Regions from separate parts of the Homo sapiens genome. Here region 1 is linked to region 2. A link is an interaction called in ENCODE POLR2A ChIA-PET data of the cell type or tissue named here. Cell type or tissue: PC-9. All regions are shown on one strand. Links, peaks and the distances in the headings refer to the core of each region. The heading gives the core; the rest is flanking DNA.

Region 1 (5,385 bases), core at 75-5,074, 160 kb before region 2:
CCTTTACTGGTTCATTGACTATTCATGAATTAATACCTGAAAAGTGTTATATTTATCTGTACAGGCACAAAGCTGTCAATTCAGTTCAAAGCATGCTTGCCTTTGTTTTCAACGAGAAAAAGGCTCTGTATATGGTACTACCCTATAATACAAGTATTTAAAAAATTGATATAGTGAGTTCCCATGTTGATACTAGCTGTGCCTTACTATTGTTTTTTAATGACTATTATATCAAAGGAAAAATGAAGCAGTCCCAGCTTTTAGAGCCTCTGGCCTCTAAGGATTTCCACTGAGGCCCCAAATCCTATTCCCTCCTATACTTTATAATCAATAGTCTTACTGTTTTCATTTCTTTTCTTCCTTTATCCATGCTTGTTTCTGGCAGTATCCTCTGCTATTAACTTACCTCATCAAAGCTACCTGAGTAGTGACCAATGCTTCCCCAGGATGCATTAAATCAGCTCTAGCTCAGAATCTGCCCTGAAGTTTCCTATTCCCTCCCACAGTAATTGCCATGAACGATTTCATGGTTCATTCATATTCCAACTTGTTTGCCAACATCTAGAGAAGACATTTTTTAAAAGGCATAAAAAGAGACACTCAGCTTTCATTACTATCAGACAAGAAAATAGGAAAAACAAGCTTGCCTAAGACATTTTAAAGTGCTTCCTCGATAGCTTCAAGCTTAAAACTACCATTACAAATCCACCATATTTGTCCTGAGAGAGAAAGATCAGAGGGAGAGAGTAAATATATATAAACATATACCTGCATCCTAAAAATTCTCTGAATAGCTTAAAGAATAAAAAAGGACTGTGAAATCTACACTCCCAAATTACTGGCATTTGAAAGTTTTATGATGATAAATAAAGCAAAAAAAGTAAATGGAATTAATTTTCCCTACATGTATTTGACAAAAATTGACATTAAAGTTCAAAACACATGATAAAAGTTATTCAATAGTTAGTGATTGAGGCAAAAGACCTAATCCAAAAAGAAAATAGTGTTTTATAAATAGTTCCAACATATCATGCATTCTTCCATGTTTTATTTCAACATATCTTTTGAGCATCCCAAAACCTAAAAAAAAAAAAAATTCTTTGTAATTCAAGAAGGTGGCTGAAACCTGTACTTCCATTAACAGGCAGTGATATGGTTTGGCTGTGTCCCCACCCAAATCTCATCTTGAATTCTATCTCCCAGAATTGCCATGTGTTGTGGGAGGGACCCAGAGGGAGGTAACTGAATCATGGGGGCCAGTCTTTGCTGTGCTATTCTCTTGATAGTGAATAAGTCTCACGAGCTCTGATGGGTTTATCAGGGGTTTCCGCTTTTGCTTCTTCCTCATTTTTCTCTTGCCATCACCATGTAAGAAGTGCCTTTCACCTCCCGCCATGATTCTGAGGTCTCCCCAGCCATGTGGAACTGTAAGTCCAATTAAACCTCTTTTTGTTCCAAGTTTTGGGTATGTCTTTATCAGCAGCATGAAAACAAACTAATACGGACAGGAGTATGAAGCAGAAGGAGCCTTGATATATCAGAGCTCCACTATGACATAAGACTAAGTCATCAAATTCCTAAAGTAATTAATGTATGCAATTAATGCTTATGCCTCAGAAAACAAAAGATTCAAATACAACTTGAATATTTTTATGATAAAAAAACTTTCATTGAAGAGATTTTTTCCATATTATTAATAGTATATAGTTGTTTTATAGTTAAGTATTATGTACCCTCAGAAGCCCCTGTTTGTTTCTTCTGTATTCCATAACTTTATCAAATGTATCACTATTTGCTCAGTCTTCCAGGATTAAAAACCTCTTTATCACACTTTCTTCATTAGTCAGGATCAGGTTCAGCTGCATGCAGCCACATAAGACAAGAACAAAAACAGACAAAAGCAATGGCTTATACAAGATAGAAAGTGAATGTATCCTCATAAAAAAAAAATAGTCCAGATATAGTCAGTCCAGTGTATAGTTTCATAACGTCAGGGGCTCTTTCCATCTTAATGACCTGTCATTCTCAAAATGCACCTTCCACTTCCAGGCCCAAAATGGCTGTTTGAGCTCCTGCCATCAAATGTACATAATAGCCAGTAGGAAAGAGGTAAAGCAGGGCTCAGTCCTTTCAATAATACTTTCTAGAATTTTCACAATGCTTCAACTTTCACTAATCTTAATATAGTGATATGGCTACATCTTGCTACAAAAAGAACTTAAAAATGTAATCTTTTTTTTCACAGAGCAACAATGTGCCCAGCTACAAATTACGATTCTATCACACAAAAAAGAAGAAAAGGGAAGCTGAGATTGGCTCACAGTCTGTGTTATTTCTCTCTAACCCCACGTATTTAAATCTTCTCAGTTCATCATAATTTAACTAAACCAACCCAATAAGAAGTTATATTCACACAACCATCACCTTTGCCTGGATAATAGCATCCTAACTGAGCTCCTTGACCCAGATAGAAATGAGTGATTCCATTTGAGCACAGAAACTCAGGAACAATACAAACTGCCTTAAGCATGGAAAGAGTCATGTGAGTGGGAAGCACCATGCCTTCTCCTTCAGGCTCATATAGGCTGTATTAGCAAAGGAGGAACTCTCCATTCAACCATGTAAATGTATTAAGGCAAGGCAGAGACTGACTGTAATCTGGTATGTGTGTGTTTGTGGAGAATCTTGCTGGCATTCAGTGGTCAGAAATGAGGGGTCTCACAGGGCAGGAAATCAGTCCCTGTGTCAAAAAAACACTTCTCAGCAGGCAGAATGTTTGGCTAGAATTTTTTTTTTAACTGTCAACCCAGAAGTCTACGCCCAGCCACAAATACCTTCAAAAAATGAAGGCAAAATAAATACTTTCCAGACAAACAAAAGCTCAGAGAATTCACTGAAAGCAGACTTGTACTATGAGAAATGTGGATAAATGTTAAAAGGCATATTTTCTCATTTTTAAGCTCTTTAAAAGTTAATGACTAAAGCAAACCTGGTAATGTATTATGGGGTTTATAACACATAGTAATAAAATATGTGACAAATAGCACAAGGGACAGGGGGTTAGAATGGAAGTATGTTGTTGTAAGGTTCTTGTATGAAATAGTGTATTACTTAAATGTAATGGCATATTACTTAAATGTAGACTATGATAAGCTTAGAGACATATAACCCTAGAGTAATCACTAAAAATAAAACAAAAGGCACAGCTTATAAACCAATAATGGAGATAAAATGAAATCACTAAAAATACTAATTCAAAAGGTTTTTAAAAACTGAAAAGAGAAACAAAGACAGATGGGACACATAGAAAACAAAGATGAAGATGGTAGACTTAAACCTGAACATATTGATAATTAAATGTAAATTGTCTGCAAGAATGGCCATAATCAAAAAATAAAATAATAATAATAGATGTTGGTGTGGATGCAGTGAAAAGGGAACACTTTTACACTGTTGGTGGGAATGTAAATTAGTACAACCACTATGAAAAACAGTGTGAAGATTCCTTAAAGAACTAAAAGCAACCTACCATTTGATCCACAATCCCACTACTAGGTATCTACCCAGAGGAAAAGAGGTCCTTATACAAAAAAGATACTTGCACAAACATAGTTTATATTATAACAGCACAATTTGCAATTGCAAAACTATGGAACCAGCCCAAATGCCGATCAACGAGTGGATAAAGAAAATGTGGTATATACATATATATGTATGTACAGACACACATATATATACACACACACACATATATACACACACACACATATATGTATATACACACATACATATATACACCATGGAATACTACTCAGCCATAAAAATGAATGAAATAATTGCATTCGCAGCAACCTGGATGGAACTGAAGACTATTATTCTAAGTGAAGTAACTCAGGAACGGAAAACCAAACATTGTATGTTCTCACTCATATGTGGGAGCTAAGTTATGAGGATGCAAAGGCACCTGTTCCCAAAAACCTATTGAAATAGAAAAATAAATTAAAAAAAAATAATGTAAATTGTCTAAACACTATGACTAAAAGGCAGAGATTGTCCTAATGAATAAAGGGGGAAAAAAGCAAGACTCATTGATACACTGCCTGTAAGAATTAGTTGGTCTAACACAGACTAATGTCTCTCAGATCTACAAACATATGGAATATCCTCTTCCCTATAACTGGAAAATTAATGGACAGTGCAAGAAGGAGGGCCCTACAAGAGAATCAAGAAATTCATCATCAGGCCAGGGATGGTGGCTCACACCTGTAATCTCAGCTCTTTGGGAAGCTAAGGCAGGAGACTCACTTGAGGCCAGGAGTTAAAGACCAGCCTGGGCAATATAGCGAGACCTCATCACTACAAAAAAAAAAAAAAAAAAAAAAACAAAAAGAAAAGAAAATTGGCCAGGCGCAGTAGTACATGCCTATATATAGTCCAGCTACTCTGGAGGCTGCAGTGGAAGGATTGCTCCCTGAGGCCAGGAGTTTGGGGCTGCAGTGAGCGATAATCATGCCACTGCATTCCAGCCTGGGTGACAAAGCAAGACCTTGACTCAAAAAAAGAAAGAAAGAAAAGAAAGAAAGAAAGAAAGAAAGAAAGAAAGAAAGAAAGAAAGAAAGAAAGAAAGAAAGAAAGAGAAAGAGAGAGAGGGAGGGAGGGAGGGAGGGAGGGAGGGAGGGAGGGAGGAAGGAAGGAAGGAAGGAAGGAAGGAAGGAAGGAAGAAAGAAAAAGAAAGAAAGAAAGAAAGAAAGAAAGAAAGAAAGAAAGAAAGAAAGAAAGAAAGAAATTATCATCAATATAACATTTTCCTGTCCAGAAGTAAACAAATGCAGAAAGTCAGAATCATGAATTCTACCCTTCTAGTAGCTCTAACATATAGTCTGCTGAGGAGACAAACTCTGGGTGAATTTAAGCCTCCCAGTCACATAAAAAATTACACTAGACCTCAGCAAGATGGCAGAATAAGAGGACACCTGCTCTATCCTCTGACAAGAATTCTGCATCCATCCACAGAAAAAAGTCTCTCTGTGAGAACCTCAGGATTCAGGTAGGCAGTTATGAAACCAAGGTAGAGCCCAAGACCTAGGAAGGCTATTCTGAAAGTGTAGGTCAGCACTCAGGTAGCAGACCTGCTGACTGTGCTCCCGGGTTCAAACTCAGAAACAGCCCCATTCCCAAAGGGTTTGGCTACAGCCGTTTGGCCCAGAGCCTGCAACCAAAATCATCTGCCCAGGTGTCCAGGAGGAATCGCACCCACTTGTGCCTCAGCAAAGGCTCATCTGCATACCAACATCAGTCTCAGCAGTGGACCTGGAAGTTACCCTGTAACTTGGTTCAAGCTCCCCTCAGCTGTGGCCCCCAGCTTAGTATGGTTCACACAAAGAC
Region 2 (5,385 bases), core at 78-5,077:
GTCTTTTGTTATTTATAATGAGTCCTTTTGGATAACCTGAGTTTATGCTAATGAGATGAGCCCCACTTATAGCCTCAGGAGGGGGCTGGTCACCAGAAAGACCAAGTGATTAGAGGGTGGGAACTTTCAGCTGTACCCACTGACAGCTGGGAAGGAGGAGGGGGAGCTAGAGATTGAGTTCTGTAAAAGCTCTTGAACAATGAGACTCCAAGAGCTTCTGGATTGGCAAACACACTGAGGACACGAGGGTGGTGCCTCCAGGGCATGGAAGCTTCATACCCCTCCCCACATAGCTTTCCCTATGCGTGCTTTCCATTTGTCTGTTCCCAAGTTGTATCCTTTATAATAAACTAGTAGGCAGGGTGCAGTGGTTCATGCCTGTAATCACAACATTTTGGGAGGCTGAGATGGGAGGATCTGTTGACCCCAGGAGTTCAAGACCAGCCTGGCCAACATGGTGAGACCCCCATCTCTACAAAAAATACAAAAAAAAAAAAAAATAGCCAGGTGTGGTGGCATGTGGCTGTAGTCCCAGCTACTTGGGAGGCTAAGCTGGAAGGATCACTTGTGCTCAGGAGGTTGAGGCTGCAGTGAGCCATGATTGCACCATTGCACTCCAGTCTGGGTAACATCACACAGCGGGACTAAAAAAACAAAACAAAACCAACTTCTGTCCTTTATAATAAACTTGTAGGCCAGGCACAGTGGCTCATGCCTATAATCCCAACATTTGGGAGGCTGAGGTGGGAGGATCGTTTGAGGCCAGGAGTTTGAGACCAGCCTGGGCAATATCCTGACACCCAATCTCTAAAAAAAAAAACACTCTTTAAATATAATAAACCAGTAAATGTAAGTAAAAGTGTTTTCCTTAGTTCTGTGAGCCATTTTAGAAAATTATCAAATATAATGAGGGTGTTGTAGGAACCCCTAATTTGTAGTCAGCCAGACAGAGATATGGGTGGCCTGGGTGTCTGAAGTGGGGGCAGTTTTGTGGGACTGAGCCATTTAACTTGTGGGGTCTAATGCTAATCTGGGTGATTAGTGTCAGAATTGAAATGAATTTGTCAACCAAAGAAGAATAATGAGATTGATAAATGTGGAAAGGAGAGCTTTATTTCTCACAAAGGTTTGCAGCCTCCAGGGTAGCCATTCTGAGAGGCTGGGGAGCATAGCATCGGTCCAGAAGCCAGAAACAGACACTTCGAAGGTAGAAGAGTGAGATAGGGATTTATGCTGAATGGTGTGGCCAAATATACATATTCAATAAGCTATAGAAGGAGTCATGAATATTTATGAACGTAGAACCATGTGCACGTGCAGTTGAGCTTCATGCCTTTATAAGAAACCGATGTTCAAAAATGGTGGTGTTAGCATGATCTGAAGGTTGAGTTTTTCAGTGCTCTGACATAAAAAAGTGAAGCAGAGGACATAAAAACCCTTACTACACATCCTCTGTAGACTGGCCGAAACCACTTCATGATTGGTGGTGGTTGTGCCAAAACCACAAAACAAGGGGTAGCAGCAGGCAATTGGTTGATTGTTCTGTTTAGCCCTTAGGGGAAAAAGCCTAATTGTGGTTAGGGAGGAGTATAACAAGATGTGTCCAACCTTCCACCCTGTCATGGCCTGGAACTGTTTTCAAGGTTTCTCTGGGGTCTCCTTGGCCAAGAGGGAGTTCCTTCAGTTGGCTGGGGAGTTTAGGATTTCATTTTTATTTCTTAAATTGTTGGACACCCAGTTGATATCAGAGAATCTGAAGAATTGGTTGGTATCAGAGAACACACTCTAAACTTCCCAACTCCACTTTCAGGAACATCACTGGTGTCTGGAAATCAGCCATGTCAGGAGCATTTACACCACAGAAATTGGCAGATGGCTTCCCTGCCCCCATCCTGGAGAGCCAGTTGTTACACACTGACACCCACACTGCCTTCGTAGGCCCAGCGGGGCTAGTGGCCTGGGCAGGTTTTCCCTTGCTCCTTCCCTTCTGCTCCCTCCAGGACAGAGCCTGGACAAATGAGAATCCAAGTGAGTCCTCACCCACCACCTTTCTTGTGCTGACCCAGGACCCAAAGCCCCACATTTAGCCCCTTCCTTCAGGTCTCCTGGAAAGTTGGACTATGGTGACTGTCTTCAAAGAGCCTACTGTCTAGGAGCACAGGGATACAGATATTAAACAGAAAGCCATCAGATCACTCTTCCATTAGCACTTGTGATTAGTGCTACAAAGAAATCACAGGAGGGAGTCAGAGACAATGCAGATCCATCTCAGAACATGGTTGCTATAAGCCCAGTGGGTGTTACTGAGTGGGACTCAGTTAACATTTGTTTTACAAATTTAAACAGAAATGATTTTTAAGTTGACATCTAAAGTTTGAGTAGTATATTACTTTCCTATTGCTGCTGTAGCACATTACTGATAGTGACAGGAGACAGACAAAATCCTAGGCAGACAGGTCCCTGGTGAAACTCAACCTTCAGGCCAAGGACTGTCTGAAGCCTGAAAACTGAGCTGCCAGTTCTGGGTAGAGTCCACAACCAGAGTGAAAGCTTCTATCTCCATCTTACCCATTCTCTCTTGATTGGTTCCTTCTTAATGATGCCTTTTAACCAAATGAATGGTTCATCTTCCAAGCCTACCCATGGACCAATCAGCATGCATTCTCCCATTCTAAGCTCATAAAACCCCCAGATTCAGCCTCACAGACAGCAACCTGATTTTGGGTACCCTCTCACTGCTGAGAGCTTTCTTTCTGTTGCTCAGTAAAACTCTACTCTGCCTTACTCACTCTCCAGTGTCCCCATACCTTATTCCTCTTGGTTGCAGGACAAGAACCCGGAACTTGCTGAACCACAGGAGCTAAAGGGCTGTAATGCTCTTGCTCACCTAGCTATGGGTGGCAGGAGTAAAAGAGCTGTAACATTCCCTCCCACTCACTGAGCTATGGAAGTGAAGAGGCCGCTGGATGCCACTCCTTTCTGCTCACTGAGCTACAGAAGTGAAGAGGCCACTGGGTGCCACTCCCTCCTGCTTGCTGAACTACAGGAGTGAAAAATCTGATGGCCTAAACAACACACATTTATTATCTTACAGCTGTGGAGATCAGAAGTGTGGAGTCCTGAGAAGGTAAGTAAGCAACCAGGAGGAAGGGGCCCTGGGTTGGGCAGGGGTCTAGGTGGGCAAGAACAAGAAACAATTGCTCTGAGAGATGGCTAATTACAATGACCTCTACCTCATTCCATGGGCACAATGACCTTGTCCCCAGGGCACAATGACCTCATTCTGCATGTAGCCCCCTCCAGCACAACCCTATAAAACTTCCTTCCAAGGCCCGCACAGTGGCTCATGCTTGTAATCCCAGCATTTTGGGTGGCTGAGGAGGGTGGATCACCTGAGGTCAGGAGTTCAAGACCGGGCTTACCAATATAGAGAAACCACATCTCTACTAAAAATACAAAAATTAGCCACGTATGGTGGCAGGCGCCTCTAATCCCAGCTTCTTGGGAGGCTGACACAGGAGAATTGCTTGAACCCAGGAGGTGGAGGTTTCAGTGAGCTGAGATAATGCCACTGCACTCCAGCCTGAGCAACAGAGTGAGACTCCATCTCAAAAAAAAAAAAAAAAACTTGCTTGCAGCCCTAGCCTCTTTGCGGGCAGCCCCTTCTCTGCTGTACTGCCCGTTGCAATCTTGCAAGTATTTTCATACCTTCTCTAATAAATCTGTCTTTATCTACAACAGTCCTGGTAAATTCCTTTACCTCCTGCACCACCAGCCCTAGATAGTTACTACCCAAAATAGGTCTAAAATGGATCAGCAGGGCTGTATTCCTTCTAGAGGCCCTAGGAGAGAATTTCTTTCCTTGCCTTTTTCAGCTTCTAAAAGCCTCTTGCATTTCATGGCTCATCTCCCTTACTCCATCTTCAATGCCAGCAGGGAAGCATCTTCAAATTCCTCTCTCTCCTCCTCCATCCATTCTCTCCCTCTCTCTTTATCACTATTTTTATCCTAGTCACATCTTCTCTAACTCTGATCATCCTTACTCCTCTTTCCCTTAGGACTTGTGGTGATTAATATTTATGTGTCAACTTAGCTGGGCCATTGGGCCCAGATATTTCATGAAACGTTATTCTGGCCAGGCATGGTGGCTCACGCCTGCGATCCCAGCACTTTGGGAGGCCAAAGTGAGCAAATCACTTGAGGCTAAGAGTTCAAAACCAGCCTGGCCAACATGGTGAAACCCTGTCTCTACTAAAAACACAAAAATTAGCTGGGCATGGTGGTGCACACCTGTACTCCCAGCCACTGGGGAGGCTGAGGCATGAGAATTGCTTGAACCTGGGAGGCAGAGGTTGCAGTGAGTGGAGATCACACTAACTGTTGCACTCCAGCCTGGTGACAGAGCAAGATTCTATCAAAAAAGAAAAAAAAGAAACATTATTTTGGATATTTCTTGTGAAAGTATTTTTTTTATTAGAATAACATTCAATCAGTGAACTCTGAGTAAAGGAAATTGTTTCCCATAATTCAGGTGAGCAGTTGAAGGCCTGAACATAAAAAAGACTGACCAACCTTCCTCTACCTAGAAGGAATTCTGCCGGCAGCCTGTTTCTGGACTCAAACTGCAGCTCTTCCCTGGGTCTCCAGCCTACCCTATCAGATTTTAGAAGCACAAAGTCTCCACAATCATGTAAGCAAATTTCTTTTCTTTTCTTTTCTTTAACAGTTTTCACTCTTGTTGCCCAGGCTGAAGTGCAATGGTGCGGTCTTGGCTCATAGCAGCCTCCACCTCCTGAGTTTGAGCAATTCTCCTACCTCAGCCTCCCAAGTAGCTGGGATTACAGGCACCTGCCACCACACCTGGCTAATTTTTGTATTTTTAGTAGAGACGGGGTTTCACCATGTTGGCCAGGCTGTTCATGAACTCCTGACATCAGGTGATCCACCCACCTTGGCCTCCCAAAGTGCTGGGATTACAAGGGTGAGCCATCACACCCAGCCTAACCAAATTTCTTAAAGTATATCTCCAAGTCTGTACATAGATACACATCCTCTTGTTTTTTATTCTCTGTAGAACCCTGACTAATATAGGGCCCTTGTGATTATAGTGAGCTCACCCAGATAATCCAGAACAATCTCCCTATCTCAAGACTCTTCTTTTGGGCTGGGAGTGGTGGCTCATGCCTGTAATCCTAGCAAGGCAGGGGCAAGAGGATCACTTGAGCTCAAGAGTTCAAGACCAGCCTGGGCAACATAATGAGACCCTGTTTTTTTTAAAAAAAATTTTTAATTAAAAAATTTTTAATTAAAAAATATTTTTTTGAGATGGAGTCTCACTCTGTCACCCAGGCTAGAGTGCAGTGGTGCAATCTCGGCTCACTGCAA

The links. Peaks named below come from ENCODE experiments on the same cell type or tissue, not always from the same donor. Only the 100,000 strongest peaks of a DNase experiment are listed, where the experiment ranks them.
Region 1: POLR2A ChIA-PET joins it to region 2 with 6 read pairs; 5 of 35 experiments call an interaction of 5 or more read pairs at or near these places.

Annotation. Positions count from the first base shown.
Region 1 is chr7:43,686,695-43,692,079 of GRCh38, forward strand. The region is part of intron 1 of COA1 (cytochrome c oxidase assembly factor 1); the gene reads right to left. Among named protein-coding and RNA genes, the nearest start is that of COA1, 40 kb to the right of the region's middle. In PC-9, for the core only: no CTCF peak of the experiment used is centred there; no DNase peak of the experiment used is centred there; H3K27ac peaks cover 742 bases.
Region 2 is chr7:43,849,039-43,854,423 of GRCh38, forward strand. No RefSeq gene overlaps it. Among named protein-coding and RNA genes, the nearest start is that of MRPS24, 18 kb to the right of the region's middle. In PC-9, for the core only: no CTCF peak of the experiment used is centred there; no DNase peak of the experiment used is centred there.